Linked DNA regions of Homo sapiens: regions 1 and 2 are each linked to region 3. A link is a contact called in ENCODE Hi-C or POLR2A ChIA-PET data. All regions are on one chromosome and are shown on one strand. Each heading gives the region's core, a stretch centred on a gene start or an enhancer-like site at or near the end of the contact. The rest is flanking DNA. Distances are from core to core; before and after follow the strand shown. Region 1 holds the start of DEGS1 (delta 4-desaturase, sphingolipid 1). Region 2 holds the start of LYPLAL1-DT (LYPLAL1 divergent transcript). Region 3 has its middle 36 kb from the start of DUSP10.

The links. A loop is a pair of places that touch in the nucleus more often than their neighbours do. ChIA-PET counts read pairs that join two places held with the same protein, here RNA polymerase II (POLR2A). Pooled maps may share reads with other maps.
Region 1: a map with no recorded cell type shows a loop between it and region 3 (11-fold over the local background). The contact joins the promoter of DEGS1 here to the enhancer-like site in region 3. A Hi-C loop is called at or near these places in 1 of 37 single-sample maps with no recorded cell type and 4 of 50 pooled maps. POLR2A ChIA-PET finds 5 or more read pairs at or near these places in 1 of 52 experiments (T-cell).
Region 2: a pooled map shows a loop between it and region 3 (4-fold over the local background). The contact joins the promoter of LYPLAL1-DT here to the enhancer-like site in region 3. A Hi-C loop is called at or near these places in 2 of 37 single-sample maps with no recorded cell type and 2 of 50 pooled maps.

The regions. Positions count from the first base shown.
Region 1 is chr1:224,181,521-224,184,531 of GRCh38, forward strand. It overlaps DEGS1 (delta 4-desaturase, sphingolipid 1), which reads left to right and starts at 1,720. Exons shown (of 3, transcript NM_003676.4): 1 at 1,720-1,898. The coding sequence starts at 1,817. RefSeq lists enhancers at 896-1,045, 899-1,729, 1,306-1,395, 1,730-2,559 and silencers at 1,546-1,745, 1,846-2,225, 2,386-2,465.
Region 2 is chr1:219,172,456-219,175,534 of GRCh38, forward strand. It overlaps LYPLAL1-DT (LYPLAL1 divergent transcript), which reads right to left and starts at 1,333. Exons shown (of 5, transcript NR_038845.1): 1 at 1,015-1,333. LYPLAL1 (lysophospholipase like 1) reads left to right here and starts at 1,423. Exons shown (of 5, transcript NM_138794.5): 1 at 1,423-1,526. The coding sequence starts at 1,436. RefSeq lists enhancers at 1,254-1,303, 1,384-1,713.
Region 3 is chr1:221,776,896-221,779,980 of GRCh38, forward strand. No RefSeq gene overlaps it. Among named protein-coding and RNA genes, the nearest start is that of DUSP10, 36 kb to the left of the region's middle. RefSeq lists enhancers at 675-764, 835-884, 915-964, 2,015-2,064. Within about 2 kb of position 1,781, at least 8 of the 41 ENCODE cell types and tissues checked have a DNase peak (open chromatin) inside an H3K27ac peak, as active enhancers do.

The DNA of each region.
Region 1 (3,011 bases), core at 470-2,969, 2.4 Mb after region 3:
CACTTGAGCCCAAGCGTTTGAGACCAGCCTGGGCAACAAGGTGAGGCCCCATCTCTATCAAAAATTCAAAAAAGTAGCCAAGCATGGTGGTGCACGCCTGTGATCCCAGCTCCTCGGGAGACTGGGGTGGGAGGATGGCTTAAGCTCAGGTCAAGACTGAAGTGAGACATGAGGCCACCACTGCACTCCAGCCTGGGCAACAGAGCAGGACTCTGTCTCAAAAAAAACAAAACCCACTATAACCATAATACTATTATCACACTTAAGAAATTCATAATTCCTTAATATCATCACATATCCAATTGATATCTGAGTTCAATTATTTCATGTCAATGTTTTTAAACTATTTCAATCAGAATCTAAATGAGGTCAACACGTTGCAATTGGTTGGTATGTCTTTTAAACTCCTTTTAATCTACAGGTTTCTCTTTTTTTGCCTTGAGTTTCATTTATTAGAGAACCCAGACATTGTCCCATATAGTCTCCCAGAGTTGGATCTTGCTAGTTTCATCCCCACGGCCTAGTTTAACACATTCCTCTGTCCTTTCTATTTTCTTTTTTTTTTCTTGAGAGGGAGTCTCCGTCTGTCCCCCAGGCTGGAGTGCAGTGGCTCCGTCTCAGCTCACTGCAACCTCTGCCTCCCAGTTCGAGCGATTCCCCTGCCTCAGCCTCCTGAGTAGCTGGGATTACAGGCGCCTGCCACTACGCCCAGCTAATTTTTTTATATTTTTAGTAGAGACGGGGGTTTCACCATCCTGATCAGGCTGGTCTCGAACTCCCGACCTCAGGTGATGGACCCGCCTCTGCCTCACAGAGTGCAAGGATTACAGACGTGAGCCACCGCACCCGGCCAAATGTCCTTTCTATTTTCTATAAATTAACAGTCAGATCTAGGGGCTCGATCAGATTTGTGTGTGTGTGTGTGCCGTGTGCGCGTGCACAGCATGTTCTTTGACTAGGAGGCACACCTGCTTTGGTTATCTTCTTTTTGTAATCTTTAAGTTGCTCTTTGATGTAGACGTGGTAACTAATGTTGAAACAAAATTAGTTTCGTTTCAAAACCTTTCTTTCAGGAAGAGGTTGTGGTTGATTACTTCTGCGACAGGTAGATGCAAGGTTGAGCAATCATCTCTTAACAGAAGTGGTCACACTAGAATAATTCAAGCACAACAACAAATCCCACATCATCACCCCCTCTTAATAATGGTGTTTTCTTTTTACTTGATTAGCTTTTAATTGTCACGCACTCTGCATTTTTTCCCTGAGGTATTATTTCCAGAAGGCAGCGAAATATGACTCAATGGCTAATTTGCTTTTTAAAAATTAAACAAAACTTAGGCCAGCTGCCATTTAAGAAGGGCTCCGGGGCCTCCAGACTCGGTGTGACCGTAGCCGTGCCCGGTGCTCCCCTCGCGGAGGCGTTAGGGCGGCAGGTTTATCTCACTTGAGACCATTCCTTCCTTTTTCATCTTCTCCGGGCTCCGGCGCAGCAGGCCGCAGGGGCGGGCACTCGCAAGAACGCGGCATCCTGGATGGTGGCCGAGTCACCGAAGCTCAGAACCCCGCGTCCCAGAATCGCTGAGAGCCGGCCCCGCACGGGGGCCTGGGAGCGCCACGCGCCCTCCACCCAGAGAGGCAGGCGGGCGGGCCGGGGGGGGCGGGGCCTCGGGACTCCGCCCACGCCTCCGTCTCCTCCGCGCTCCGCCACAGCCGGCCGACACCACACCAGCCGGGGAGCCGCCGCCGCCGCCGCCACCTCTGAGCAGCCGGCTGGGAGCGAGAGCCGACAGCTAGTCTGCAAGCCACCGCTGTCGCCATGGGGAGCCGCGTCTCGCGGGAAGACTTCGAGTGGGTCTACACCGACCAGCCGCACGCCGACCGGCGCCGGGAGATCCTGGGTGAGGGCCAGCGGGCGCCCCGTTATGTGCGTGCGTGGCCTCCCGGCGCCGGGGCGCGCTCTCCCCTCGCGGGCCCTGCGCGGTCGTGGGCGCCGGAGGCCCGTTAGCAGCCTGCTCCCCGTCGCGTCCCGTCGCCGCTCGGGCCGCCAGCCCGCGGGTCAGCGCGGGAGAGGCTGGGCGAGGAGCGGGGGGAGGGACGGGTCCTCGGAGCCGCGCAGCTCCGACCCTTCCGCGAAGAGGCGCAGGCGCGTCCCCGAGCGCGGGAGTCCCCGCCAGGCCCACGCCGGCCGGTTGGGGCGAAGGGTGTCCCCGGCTGTGCCAGCCTTGAGTAGATCTTTTCGCTAGAAGATTCCTGTGCCCTCAGGTGGGCGCCCTTTCCTCTCACCACTCCCTCTCCTCCGGAGCGGGCCGAGGTGAGCGGGTGCCGGCCTTGGGGCTGCCTGAGTGCTAGGCAGGGTGTGGTCCTGGGCATCCTTGGGCCTACCAGCGAGCCCTGCTCAGGGTGTCGGGCGCCGGCGGGCAGTACTGGCGGGGGCGGCCGCAGTCCCGGCCTTGGGCCCGTTAAGGGGGCCGGCGTCCCTCCATATGCCCCCCGGGGCTTCTCGGACTTGATGGGCCCTGGTCGGTTCACGCCGCTTGTCCCATTGATCCTCACGACAAGCCTGGGACGTAAGAACGGCGGATTCGTAGGCATTTTTCATCCATCTCGGTTTTGTGGATGAAAAGACTGAAAATGGAAGACTTGCCAAATAAGGAAAATATGTGGCGTGGCCTGCTGGTCCCCTGACAGCTAATTGAGAGGCCTTAACTCTCCAGAGGATTCGGGCCTTCTGTGTTACATAGAGAATGCTCATCTCTCCCAGGCTACTCCTAATATGCTAGGGATTGTGTGGAATGCTTTACAAACATTACCCAATTTCATCCTCTTGGTAATTCTACTTGGTTGGTATTATCGCTGTTTTAAAAAATGAAATAAGAACGCGTGACTAAATGCTAGGGGGATTCTAATGCGCATTCGGTTGCCTCTTCCAGAGCACGTGTTTGTTTTTTGTTTGTTTGTTTTTTGAGACTGCACGTGTTTGTTTTTTGTTTGTTTGTTTGTTTGTTTTTTGA
Region 2 (3,079 bases), core at 83-2,582, 2.6 Mb before region 3:
TACCTGGAACAAATAAAAGGTAAGTTGTAATTGCTAAAATGTAATGCAGACTACAATGAATGGAAGGCCAGTGTTTAATGGTACTTAAGCTTTTACTGGGTTATTTTGTTGAATTTTACATGAGGCAAGAGCAACCTGCTGGGGCCACTGCCTTCAGTATTAAAAGATACCTATGTTTTGGACTTTATACAGGAAATAATTCCATTTCTTAGTATTTTTAAAATTATGGTAAAATACACATAAAATTTACTAGGTGTATAGTTCACTGGCAGTTATTAACACTGTTGTACAACCATCATCACTGTCCATTTTTAAAAATGTTTCACTATCTAAGCAGAAACTCTTGTACTCATTAAACAACAACCTCCCAACTCCCTCTTCCCTTAGTCCCTGGTAACCTCTAATTTCACTTTCTGTCCCTATGCATTTGCCAATTCTAGATATCTCATGTAAGTGGAATCATACAATTATTTGTCCTTTTGTGTCTGGCTTCACTCGGCATAATGTTTTCAAGGTTCATCCATGTTGTAGCATGTATCCGAATCACATTCTTTTTACAGGCTGAATAATATTCCATTCCAATATGTACATAGCACATTTGGTTTATCTCTCCATCTGTAGATGAACATTTGAGTTGTTTCCACTTTTTGGTACTTGTGAATAATGCTGCTACAGAACACTGAAGTACAAGTATTTGTTTGAGTCCCTGCTTTCATCTCTTTTGGGTATATACCTAGAAGTGGAACTGCTAGTACCTATGCTAAGTCAATGTTTAACTTGTTGAGGAGCCACCAAATTATTTCTATTGCCGCAACATCATTTTACATTCTGATCAGCTATGCACAAGGTTTCTAATTTCTACACATCTTTACTAATACTTATTTTCTGTTTTTTTGATAAGAGCCATTCTAATGGGTATATAAAGCAGAATCTCATTAAATTAGATTTGCTTTGTAAACTATTTATTAAAAATAAGAGACACGAAGAGAACTTATTATTATATGCTTCGCTTACCCTGTATATCAAGAGCTGCAAACATCCTGTGCGAGTCCCAAAGTGAAAGGTAAAATATGGTTCTATTAAATTTTAAACATAGTAACACGAATATTTCTCCAAATAAGGTAATCTTGAGTTTTGGGATTGCATTTAAAATTCCTACAGCAAATGCTCAGGATATAAACATATCCATTAGTCATTACAGAAGTCCACACGAGGCTGACACACGTAGAATACCATTATTAGCAAAACTAAACTCAGTACAGTTACAACTGCCTCAAACTTGACCCCAAAGTATTGAAAGCTCCTCAGAGAGCGGGCCAGCAGCGCTGCGCATGCGCGCTCCCGGGCGTGCTCCCGCGCGTGCCTGCGTATTTGCGTGCGCGGCCCCGCGCGGCAACGCAGGGGCGGAACCGCATGACTGGCAGTGGCATCAGCGATGGCGGCTGCGTCGGGGTCGGTTCTGCAGCGCTGTATCGTGTCGCCGGCAGGGAGGCATAGCGCCTCTCTGATCTTCCTGCATGGCTCAGGTGGATTTCAATTTTACGTCCTGGTTTTCTACAGCTCGGGAAACATCCTCCCCTCGGTTACCCCAGTATTGCCCAAGTGGAGGTGTCGCCGGGCCCAAATAGGGCCCAGTGGGTGGCTCCCCCGTCGCCAGCCCCGGCTGTAGATGCACGGGCAGCGCCACCTGCCCCCAGCCTCCCCCGTTAGTCTTCCTCTTTCTATCGGGCGGTCACTGGTCCACCACCCTCGCTTTGGGGCCTTGTGTCCCGCCGCTCAGCCAGCCCTCCATCCCCACAACACACCTCCCCATTCCTCGCCCCAAGTTTAAACAGAGCAAGTTAGTAAGGTAAGTCTTCTGCTAGAGGGAAATTATTTAGTGTTTTTCATTATCAGCTACTAGTGATTTTTCAGTCGTAATTGCCCATTGCTTTTTCCAGGCTCCCATACTAATGTAGACAATTGAGATTCACAGTTAACTTAGATACTGTTTACAGATTATCTCTTTTCTGTAAGCCACTGTGCCATGGCTGGAGTGCTTTCTCTCACTTTCCTTTTTGCTGCTTCTCTTTCCTTCCTTTCCCTTTCCCGCCTGTGTCATTAAACTTCCAAGATAGACTACAGGGGCAGGACCCCCAGGGACAGGCATCTTCCACTACCTGCCCTTAGTAACGTGTGCTTAATGCTGTATCGTTACTTAACACTCATCTGTAATCACTTTTGTCTGTCTTCCCCACTGGATTGTGAACTTCCCACTGGATTATGAGAGTAAGGGCCCTTGTGTCAACCTTTGCACCCCCAGTGCTTGGCCCAGGGTAAGCTCTCAGGAAATGTTTTTTAAAGAAATGAGATGCAGCCGGTGTCCTCAGGGGGCCTACCTAAAGTTAAAAACAAAAACAATCCAATTAGTTTGAGTCAGCAGTGCATGGAAGATCACAAGACGGTGCATGGTTTCCTGCCAAGTGAATTGTAAGAGAAAAAAATGTGGTTAGGCATTATTAAGGCATTTGGAAGATGAAAAGCTTGTCAGACTTTTCGAAGAAAGTGGTCTTTGAGCCGAGACGGGTAGGCTTAAATGGGACGGTGATTGGAAGGGAATTGGAAAGGTACTGGGCAGAGACCTGGAAAAGGGCAATTGTGGGAGGTATTCTCTTTATTTTGAAAATGAGGCCAGACAGGTTCAGCAGCTTGGCCAAGGTCTCTTAGCTGTTACTGTGAGTAGTGGCGGATTTGGGATTAGAACCCAAAGCTCTCCGACCTCAAACTCAGGGCTTTGGTGGGGTAAGGTGAAAAAGTTTGAACTAGGATATATTGTTTTGGAGATAGGGAAGAAGAGGTCCAATAGTGTTTAAAGGGAAAGACGGCATATATTTAGAAGGTGACGTGTGTAAGATGACAGCGGTACTTAATAACTAGGAGACTGGTAGTACTATTTAGGGCTCCAAGAGTGTTCATTTATAAGTACCCAGAAATTCCCCAACACTGTACCCTTTCTCATAATCAATTCTCATTATCTTTAGGAAGAACTCCTAGACTATGTTCTTTTTTCCCCTGGACCTCTTTGCTTAAAATAATTATC
Region 3 (3,085 bases), core at 531-3,030:
CTTCCACCCCAGCTCTTCCACTACCTGTGCAACCACCAGCAAATCACGAGATATCTCAGATCCACGTCTGCAAAACGGACATAAATCTTAGCCACATTGACCTCACACTTCCTTTTTTTTTGTGTTTCATATGGGATAATTAGCATAAAGCTGTTTTCAAAGGAAAAATACTACACAAAGACCCAACAGGATAGTTGTTCTTATCACATCACTGTCATTTTGGCAATTCTTGAAATTGCCAGTACCTAGTGAGCTAATGACCTTCTCACTCAGAACCAGGGAAGGAGAATCACACTCAGGCCTTTCTCTCTGGTGCCTGAAAAGATTTTCAGTACAGTAGAGATGTGATCTCATTGTGACTCTCAGAAGCTGTGCTTAGGCTTTCAGTCAATAGGCAACCTCTTTGGGGATAAAAGAACCATCTTATTCACAATGGCTTGCTGTACAAAAAAAATTAGAATAAAAGAATTATTTAATTCGTTGATTTATTCACTACTTTTTAGCATTTATGATGTGCTCAGCAGTGAGTTGTGTGCTTATAGAGGGTGGTGGAATGAGCGGCGGTAATATAAGAAAGTACTTGAAATTTGATGCTGCTTTTAGGGGAAGCCAATGTGGCCACTTCTGCTTTCTTATTGACTATTGGAAATGTAGTACAGTACTAGTAATTGTACTCTGGAATGGGCCAGTGGAAGCCAATTCGGAAAAAGCGGTCCAAGGAAGACTATAATGCTTGGAAGGAGAAGGGGAAAATGACAGAGGAAAAGAAGAGAAAAGATGGAGAGAGAGAAAGAGAAGAGAGAAAAAAGAAATTATAACTTCTTCCACCTTTAAGGAAGTGATGAGCCCACATATAGCCCAGGTGATTTTGAGCTAAATATAAAGCTTGTGAATTCCCCCCAGTGCCCAATTTGGCCCCTAGAGGTGGAGACAAGTTCAGTGGCCACAAAACCAGAGACTCTAAGTTCATAGAAGGGAGGAGAGAATGGTAGATGTGTGGGAGCAGGGAATTTACCTGCTTCCTGTTTCGGCCCCTTTTGCTAAAGTGAAATGCTGTGGTTTTGCTGGTTATACTTGTTAATACAATTCCCTCCCCTTGCAGGATATGTGTGTGGTAACGGCACCATCTGGGTTAGCGAAATAGATACTCCGAGGTATAACACACTAAACACAGCAGGATGTTTATAAAATTCTTAATCTGGGCCCTTTGGACCACCAAGAATAGACATAGAGATTATACAAGCAAATTACTAAATCAGGCTGAAACCAGACATATAAGCATTTTCATAAATACTTAAAAATTTACCTATACCACGAGAGGCCAACTCTCAGACCATTCTCTGAGAAATACTAGACCACCCTGAGATGCTGGTACCTTAAGCACACATTGTCTCTTCTTGTTATGTGGTCATCACCACCAGGATATCCGCCCCTCTCCTGCCCTGAACATCTAGAGCAATTTGGCTGGGCACAGTGTTCTTTCCAGAACATTTGATTGCTATACTTACATAAGGAGAAAACTCTATTTTCATTTGAAGACTTCAGACCTCCTTCACAAAGTGATACTGCAGTGAGGAAAAAATGCAAACTGAGGAGCCACGAAAGCTTGCAGCTGAAACAGTGGGGTCTTAGACAAATGATTTTGCCTCCTCATCTGTACCACAATAATAAGAAAGTTCATCCGACAGAAGTATTTGAAAAAAGCATCTGCTTTCATGTCTGGCACATAGTAGGCATTCCAAGAAGGCTAGTAGCTCTTACCCACGCCCCTTTTGAGGTGATTTTCGCTTACAACCAAGCCAGAAGGAAGTCATAAAGCTCACGGGCCTTACATAGAGAGGAAGCATCAGAGAGTTCTCACTCACAGCCCTCACTGCTCAGTGCAGGAGCCGCCCCAGTTGACAGGACTCACTTCCTCTGTCTACACTCCCAAACCTTCTGTGCCCAGCAGTGTGTGCACATCTGTCTACACTGAGCTCTAACCAGAGTGCCTGGTTGGGGTCATGACCTGGCTCATTCAGCAGCATGAGCTGGAAAGGACTTTGGCTAATAGGACACCTGGTATCCAATAAATTCCCCACCCTGTATTTGTGACTGCTAAAAAGCCGAGTACAGATGATAGGCAATTCATTTTGATGGTAAAGAGTGGCCCGTTCAGGGGAGAAAAAGGGAGTCCCCTAAAGAGACCCTGGGTGCTCAATGCCAGGAGCAGAGTGAGCTTGTGTACGGGATGTGTGCTAAGGATGTGTATAGCATGGTGAGTTACATTTTTAAAAAATCACAAAAAATGTACAGGTCTAGGGCTGAAAGTTCTTAGAGCTGCCTCACAAGAGTTGAGGTCCTTTCCCATTGTTTGCAATCTCAGATTGGTTCTTCTTCCCAGGGGCACATGGCACATAGCACTTTGGTGATGGGGACTGCTTTGCTGATGTCAGGGTCAAGGGGTGCATGGACCATGGGCAGAGTGCTGGGCTCAGCCAAATGGTTCTGGGTAGGTCTTGCCTCTTGTAGCTTCAGTTTTCTCTTTTGTCTGGTGAAGTTATTACGAAAACTCATCTCTAGCCTTGGCTTATGGGATAATATTCTTGATAGGACTTTGAAAATTTGAGATTTTGATAGAAGTGTAAGGGAGCAATTTTTTAGATTGGTTCTATGTGCCAAGGGGGAGAGGGCAAACAAAGGCACATTGGGGTGCTGGTTATGAGTTTGCTTGCACACTCGCAGTGTTCTCTTCCCTGGTCTGGGGCATTGTGTCTGTTCACACAGTTGAAAACCAATGGTGGCCGTGGGCAGCCCTGGACCTCCTAAGGACACAAGGCGAAACCAACCACCTAGCCACAAAACAGACGCAACCAGAGCCTAGCTAGCTCTCCAGCCTCTGGGCTCTCCCTGCATGGACGGCCACTCTACCTACCTCTAAGACCTATCTGGGCTTGGAAAAGGAAGCTCCTGAGCAGCCTCAGCCCTGATGGTGAACTCAGCATCAAGCCACAGCTTCTATCAGTCAGCCTGGAGAAAGCAGGCCCAGAGATGCACATTAGGATCCTGCCTGGCTCACAAATTCCTCTGCAGTGAAGTGACAGGA